3 separate regions of the Mus musculus genome follow, and regions 1 and 3 are each linked to region 2. Evidence: chromatin loops called from intact Hi-C (ENCODE). Cell type or tissue: left cerebral cortex. All regions are shown on one strand. Region 1 overlaps Smim11 (small integral membrane protein 11). Region 2 has its middle 13 kb from the start of Gm30695. Region 3 overlaps Kcne1 (potassium voltage-gated channel, Isk-related subfamily, member 1).

The links. A loop is a pair of places that touch in the nucleus more often than their neighbours do. Peaks named below come from ENCODE experiments on the same cell type or tissue, not always from the same donor. Only the 100,000 strongest peaks of a DNase experiment are listed, where the experiment ranks them.
Region 1: a loop joins it to region 2, with 4 times the contacts of the local background. A loop is called at or near these places in 6 of 42 quality-filtered maps.
Region 3: a loop joins it to region 2, with 4 times the contacts of the local background. A loop is called at or near these places in 4 of 42 quality-filtered maps.

What each region holds. Positions count from the first base shown.
Region 1 is chr16:92,313,041-92,315,540 of GRCm38, forward strand. Smim11 (small integral membrane protein 11) reads left to right here. Exons shown (of 4, transcript NM_138743.2): 4 at 1. Among named protein-coding and RNA genes, the nearest start is that of 1700048M11Rik, 1.8 kb to the left of the region's middle. In left cerebral cortex, CTCF peaks have their summits at 1,369 (motif pointing right) and 1,959 (motif pointing right); DNase peaks (open chromatin) are centred at 1,403 and 1,958.
Region 2 is chr16:93,542,744-93,545,243 of GRCm38, forward strand. No RefSeq gene overlaps it. Among named protein-coding and RNA genes, the nearest start is that of Gm30695, 13 kb to the left of the region's middle. In left cerebral cortex, a CTCF peak has its summit at 1,219 (motif pointing left); a DNase peak (open chromatin) is centred at 1,182.
Region 3 is chr16:92,345,156-92,347,655 of GRCm38, forward strand. It overlaps Kcne1 (potassium voltage-gated channel, Isk-related subfamily, member 1), which reads right to left. Exons shown (of 2, transcript NM_001362456.1): 2 at 846-2,500. Among named protein-coding and RNA genes, the nearest start is that of Gm30163, 11 kb to the right of the region's middle. RefSeq lists an enhancer at 1-492. In left cerebral cortex, no CTCF peak of the experiment used is centred here; a DNase peak (open chromatin) is centred at 1,319.

The DNA.
Region 1 (2,500 bases), 1.2 Mb before region 2:
ACTGCTGTCTGCATTCTCTCTCCCTCTCTCCATCCCGCCTTCCCTCCCTCTCCCCCTTCCTATCTACCTCCCCTCCCCTCCATCCCCACCCCATCCCCAACACAGAACACGCTATGAGAACACTTTTTCAAGCCTTCCTTTCTCTGCCACATTCTGGTTGTGGAGTTATGATAAAATTCAGGGTGCATGTGCATGCCCACATCAACGGTAACACTGCTGTAGGGGACAGTCCTCAGCAAAGGGGGCATCAGTAGAAGCCTCGGCCAGCGTGTCCCCACTTGCCAGCATGCTTCTTCATGCGTAGCTTGTTTCCATGTTGACTGTGTAACATCAGGGAAGCTGTGTCCTTGTCTATGACAGAACCAAGAAGGCTGGACCCTGTGCCAGCCTAGGAGGGTTCCTGAAGGGAGGGTGAGAGCCATGGAATATCACAGTAGCTCAGTCTAGAAAGAACTCATAGCTATCAGTCTTGTAGAGGCATGGTGGCTCACATCTGTAATCCTAGGAGGCTGAGATTGGAGGACTGCCGATAGTCATAGGCTAGCCTGGGCTACTAGCTACTTCTGGACCAGCCTGATGCTTTCCCATCTGAGAGGAAACAATGGTGAGCTTCCTAGCTCAGTACCTAAGAGACCAAGGTGCTTAGAGGCTTAACTTTCTCACCTTAAGAGGCAGGAACCAGCCCTGGCGTGCTGGGAAGTGCTGGGGCCCACTGCAGATGGCCACACAGAAAGTTTTCGGGAGTGTGTAGCTTGTCTGCCACCCTTGCCCACTGGGTAGAACATGAACTTTAAAGAAATTGCTTATATTAAAATTTTAACTATGATTGCTGGATGGTCCCAACCATTGTGTGGGAACCAGGGGAGGGTTCACATAGCATCAGGGATTCAAGTACAGAATGGTCCTCAGCTCACAGAGGGCAGATGTCAAACAGGTGAAAGGCTGTGTTCCCTGGAACTCCCTATCCCGCAAGGAGGGTGCTCCAGCCTTTGCCCGGGAGCCACTTCCTCTCCGACGACCCCACTCTGGCCTGGGGCTGGCCTGGAGCAGAGATGAGAAGAGGCCAAGGCTTTGGGTCCTCTGGCTCTGCTTAGATGGTGCTCACACCTGACCCTGGACTATAAGCAAGTCTCAAGTCTCAGTTAAGCCCTCCGTGCCGCCTCCTGCCAGTGGCCCCACCCCTTCTCAAACCTTTGTCTGCTACTCACTTTGCAGAGTTAGGACACAGCCAGCTCTGAGCATGCCGAACCTCAGACTCAAGGCCGGGGACCCCACCTCCCACCATGCCCATCACTATACAGATGACCCAAGGGCTGGGCTCAACCCAGTGCTTTCCTGAGAACAGGATGCTTCTTTTACTGTGCAAGTGCACTCTTCTGCCACTAGAGGGAGATGGCCGATCACCCACTGGTGCCGTCAGTAAATGAACCCTGGGGGTGGGGAGCTGTATTTTAAATAGTTGTGGAAGCAGTGGCTAGAAGTTAGTAGGCAGACAGGATGGTGCAGCCCACAGCCAGAGTCCGCAGCTGGGCGCAGTGAGGAAATAGCACAGTTACCCCTGGGTGTCCGTAAGATGTCACCATGCTCCCCCATGAGAAGTCCCCAGCATCCCTCAGGCAGCCCCCTGTTAATCTCACACACACCCCTGACCCTGCAAAGCCCAAGATGAAAGGAAGAGAGGGAAAGGGCCAGAGAACACCTGGTCTCCACAGGTCAGACTAGAGGCCAGCATTAAACGGCTGTCATAGCTTCTGAGTTTATTGTTGGGGAGTTTCCCTTAGTGATCTGTGATGAAAAGACCTTTGTGCCCCCAACAAAGCTAGGGCCCTGGGCCCTGGTGCCTGAGGTCCACCACGTGCACTTCTTTCTTTTTCTTTCTTCTTCATTTATTATATGTGAGTACACTGTAGCTGTCTTCAGACACCCCAGCAGAGGGCATCAGATCCATTTACAGATGGTTGTGAGCCACCATGTGGTTGCTGGGATTTGAACTCAGGACCTCTGGAAGAGCAGCCGGTGCTCTTAACCGCTGACCCATCTCTCCAGCCCCCATCACATGCACTTCTAACTTTAGTGCCTGACAGTCTGATGACATCTCTGTGGACTCCTGGCCCAACCTAATGCCACCTGGTGTGAGGAGCCAAGAAGAGATGGGCACAGGGCTCCCTGGTAGAAAGTCTTGGATTCTGGGGTAGTGACAGCTCTGGAATTTTGGTTTCTTTTTAAAAGTTATATTATAACATGCTTTCATGTTAATCCCGGGTGTGGGGATGTAGGGCTCCCTCAGATTCTCCGAAGCGGCTGACTATGATTTGCCTCGTGCTCTAGCAGAGGCGTGGTTTTGCCAGCTGCAGATAGTTTCTGTGATTTCATGATATTTGGAATTCTGGGAACTTTTCAGAGGGGATGTAAACGCTAGGACCCCAAGAGGCAAGGTGGAAGGTTGCTGGTCATTTAGAAAGGTTGGTTGCAGTATATTAGTGGTCAAAGAAGAAACAAA
Region 2 (2,500 bases):
GGCAAACAGGGCCATGCACTATAATTTACTGTAGCTTCAGATGCTGATATGTTAGAGAGAGATGAAGTACTGGACTCACGTTTCAACCAAGGCAGTGTATGACGAGTGCCATGCATGGCTGTTGACTGTGAATGTGTTTGTGTGAGAGCCATGTGTGGCTGTTGACTGTAAGTGTTTTCATGTGAGAGCCACGCACAGCTGTTGACTGTGAATGTGTTCCTGTGAGAGCCCTGCATGGCTGTTGACTGTGAGTGTGTTTGTGTGAGAGCCATACATGGCTGTTGACTGTCAGTGTGTTTGTGTGAGAGCCGTAGATTCCAGACAGGAGCAGCAGCCTCACTGCCTTACCAATGCCTCAGCCATCCTGTGATGTGAACATCTTCACACCACAGAATTTCACATGTAAAGACATAGCACGGGATAGCCTGTGCCTGGGCACCAGACAGTCTCTGATACACTCCATCTTCATTATTAATTTACTCATGAGTGGGGTGAGTTGGAAAAGGCAGGGAAGATGCTATGTAGGAACCTGAAGTTCACCTTAAAGGGAAAAGCCGAATGTACGTGTCACACTAAAACCCTCCAGAGGGCTGGCGAGGAGCCTGCTGGTGAAGCTTGCCTCACACGCAACAAGACCCGAGTTCTAATCCCAGAAGCCACGTAAAAAGCCCAACATGGCAGAGTGCACTTATAATCCCAGTGCCCAGGAGGACGAGACAGGAGGGCCCTGGCAGCTTGCTGGCTGGTCAGTCTAGCTGAATCAGTAAGCTCTAGGACCAGCGGGAGACCCTGTCTCAAAAAATAAGTCTGCTGAGATGACCTAGCAGGTCAGAATGCTTGCCATCAAGCCTCATGACTTGAGTTAAATCAATAAATAAGAGTTAAAAATAAAGTTGGGAACAATTGAGGAAGATACCCAACATGGACGGCTGGCCTCTGCATGCAAGTGTACCAAAACACACACACACACACACACACACACACACACACACACACACACACATACACCACACCCCCCTTTAAGCATCTGAAGCACACAAATAATAGTAGGAACTGTAATACTACATGTGCTAATTCCTACGTAAACCGTGAGAACACAGCCCGCCTACGTGTCTCGTTTCTACACCCAGAAGAACGCAGAGCCCATTTCAACACCCAGGGCCCTATTAACTTTGATAGAGCATTTTCGCCATCTAGTGGTAGCTTTGAGAGTTGTCTCCAAAATGCACATCCACTGTGAACTTAAGAGACCTCCAAACTGATGCTCAGCTGGTGCCAGATTTTTGTAATTTTGAAGGGAGGAAAACTAGTATATCATTTAAAAGCTGAGTGACTTCGAAACAAAAATAAACCAAATCAATATTTTCATCTTTAAAATATTCCCAGACAAGTAAATGTCACTAATTCTCAGAAATATTTTTAAGTGTGTCATAGTGTGTCATCTCGGAGACAGAGCACAGCAGGAAACCGAAGTCAAGGGTCAAAGAAGGGAACAGTAGGATGCAAAGGTCATTGTCACATCTCATAGGAGCCAGAAAAGAGGATTACATAATTATATTGAAAATATATATGCACACATATAAGAAATATATACATGCAATCTAAGATTAAAAGTGTTATCCCTGAAAAAATATTATCTGAGATAAAATGTTAAATTCATCTAAAGATAGACTGGATGCACCAAACTCAGATGTAGCTAGGTAATTGTGTTGATAAAAAAACATCTCTCTTTAGTACCCAGAGACGGGGCTCCAAGTGCTCGCTGCTCCTGCAGAGAAGTGGAATGTGTTGCTCAGCCTGAGGGATGACGTCAGCTAGTTCCAGGGATCAAACGCCCTCCTCTAGATGTTGCAGTCACTGCACATATTGGGGCACATACGTATGTGCAGGCAAGACACCATACATATAAATACAAATACATCTTTTAGAAATATTTTTTCAATCACATTTTTTGTCTTCGTATCTTTTTTTTTTTTAAGACAATGTCACTGTGTAACCCTGGCTGGCCTAGAACTCTCTATGCCAACCAGGAACTCACAAGAGATGTGTCTGCTCCTGAGTGCTAGGATTGATGAAAGGTGTGGGTGTGTGCCACCAGGCCTGACCTTTCTCCAATACCTTTCTTTTTCCAGTATAATGATCTTGTGTCTCTATTTCTCAAGCACTTTAGCTGTTCTCTTCCTTTCCATAATAATGTCATGGGAAATGCCCAGTTTCACTTGTTAATCTGACACACACTTGCCAAACGGCTCCTACATGCCAGGCATTGGAACGCCACAGGGTCTGGAAAGTGCCCTGTTCTGATGGGCATCCTGTAACTGGGAGGACAAGTGGCCCAGAAGCAAATATGTCACAAGTGATCCCCACAGGGCAGACCATTGTCTCACCTGATTCCCTGAGCACTGTGCGATGTGTCTTATTCCATCACACAGAGGATGAAAGCTCAGCCTAAGAACAGTGATGGGATCCAAAGTCAGATCTGGCTTCTCCAGGTTCCACC
Region 3 (2,500 bases), 1.2 Mb before region 2:
TGTGTGAGATCAGATGTTACAGTGTAACGGGCAGTGACATTTTGTGGCTCAGTTCATTTCTTACTTGCCTCTTCCCCTCTGCCCTTTAAATTGAGAGGCGGAGACAAGAGGAAGAGATAAGGAGTCTGCAGTGGCCAGAGAGGGTGAGGCCCTACTCTCCGAGGACAGAGAGCTCCAAAGCCTGAGGTCTCCCTGCCTTAAAAGGCACAGGAATTCCTGTGGAGAAAGGAGGTCTGTATGCCAGGAATATCAAGGTCACCATGTCACAAGCTAGTCATGAGCACTCTCTCCAAACCTTCCCGTCAGTCTGTGCGACAAGCGTCTGTCACGGATGCAGCAGCCACAGCTCGGGCCAGCGGCTTGTGACCTCTCAAGACAGCAGGAAAAGTGTCCACGGGCACCTCGGGGTGGGGAGGATTTGGGCATTCATGGGAATTCAAAGGATTCTGGGACCCAAATAATTCAAGGAGAGTAGCAATTCGGAGGGTGATCCATGACAGGGTTCTGATGTGGAGAGTCCTGCCTCCCACCCCCAACACACACACACACACACTCACACACACATACACACACACACACACACACACACACACACACACACACTCACACACACATACACACACACACACTCACACACACACACACTCACACACACATACACACACACACACACACACACATACACACACACACACACACACACACACACACACACACACACACACATACACACACACACACACACACACACACACACACACACACACACACAAAGGATCCCTGCCTTATAGGAAATGAGAGCTTGAGTCAGACCGAGTCAAATGTGTCTACTGAGAACAGTCAGTGCTGTGGGGGTTGCTTTTAATTAGATTGTATTGTGTATTTAAATCTTCTTTATTATTGTTTTATAGTGTATGGTATGTGTGCGTGTACACACTGTATATCATGTGGAGAACGGAGGACAATTCTCTGAAGTCTGTCTTCTCCTTCCACCCACCATGGGTTCTGGGGATCAAACTGCAGTCACCTCTCTGTGCCAGGCCATCTTGCTAAGCCCGGTGTTCAGCTTTCCAAAACTTGTGTCTCAGTGAGTGTTCCATACTCTCCAGGAGTGCCTGGCAGGTGAGCTTTCAAAGTACCATGGTGCGAAGGATCCTTGTGTCTTCAGGAGGCAGCCGGAGAAGGCTGATCCACAGGACAGTGATTCCCCATGCTCCTAGGGAACGTAGCCTGAGGAGCCTTTGCTGCCAACTGCAGCTCTGGTGCCCCCTCTCCGCTCCACTCCCATGGTTCCTTCTGGCTGGGGGGAGTGGGGGAGGGGCAGCAGATACTGCATTGGCTGTCTAGACTGCTTTATCAAAGTCTCCCAAGCAACAGGCGGGCATTGTCCCATGTTCTCAAAGCTGGAGTTGGAAACAAGGGCTTGGGAGGGCCTCATGTCCTTGGACGGTCACAGGAACAATTGTTCCTTTTTTGAGTCCAGTGGCCATCTGTCCTCCACTCTCCTTGGCTTTTGTCCTTGTCACTCCAGTCTCTGTCCTGGCATCTCACGGTGCTCTCCGTGTGTGTCCCTCTTAGAAAGTCACGAGTCCTACTACATAGAGTAGGACCCACTTCAGTTGGTCACTGAAACCTGGTTTCCAAACAAGGCGACATTCACTAGGACGGGGGCTTGGAGCCTCAGTGTGTCTTTAGGGACATAATTCATCTGACAAACCAGGCCCGACACCTCGAGGAAGGTGCCACCCCTGCCCCATGTGTTCCCAGTGCCCACACCCATACCTCTTCTGGGCCCTTTGGGGTGGGCGGGTAGCCACTTTCCCTCTGATGATAACTGCACACCTTGTTCATGGTCTCTATTCTGGAGGAGTCATTTTTTTTTCCTCCTCTGTCTCAGCCCTACAAGAAGCAATTTCTGTCCAGGTTGAACTGTAAGGGGCATCAGGAGGGAGTATACATGAGGGTGGGAAGAGTGGAGGGGGGAGAGTATACGTGGGGGTCAGGAGTGTTTGGAAAAGGAATGCAGAAAAGGTGTGTAATAACGGAGGAGTGGGAGTCAGGAGGACAGAGGGCAGAATCCCGGCTGTGACCACAACAAGGACAGAGGTGACACTGTTTAGATATTGATTCCATGGCTTTAGCAGAGACCAAAATAAGCAGTGGCTGCAGGGACTGTGGTGATAGGCTCTTTCTTATGAACCGGTCAGGTGGGCAGTACAGGAAGATGAGGATCCTGCCTCCTCAGTACCACTGAGAGTGAGTCACTGCCTCCATCAAAGCTGCCTCAAGTCTGTCAGTGCTGTTAAGTGGGACAGGGAGCACAGAGAGCACACCCTTCCCAGGACAGGGAGGATGGAGAGCACACCCTTTCCAGGATAGGGAGTATGGAGAGCACAACCTTCCCAGGACAGGGAGGACAGGGAGCACACTCTTCCCAGGACAGGGAGTATGGAGAGCACAACCTTCCCAGGATAGGGAGGATGGAGAGCACAACCCTCCC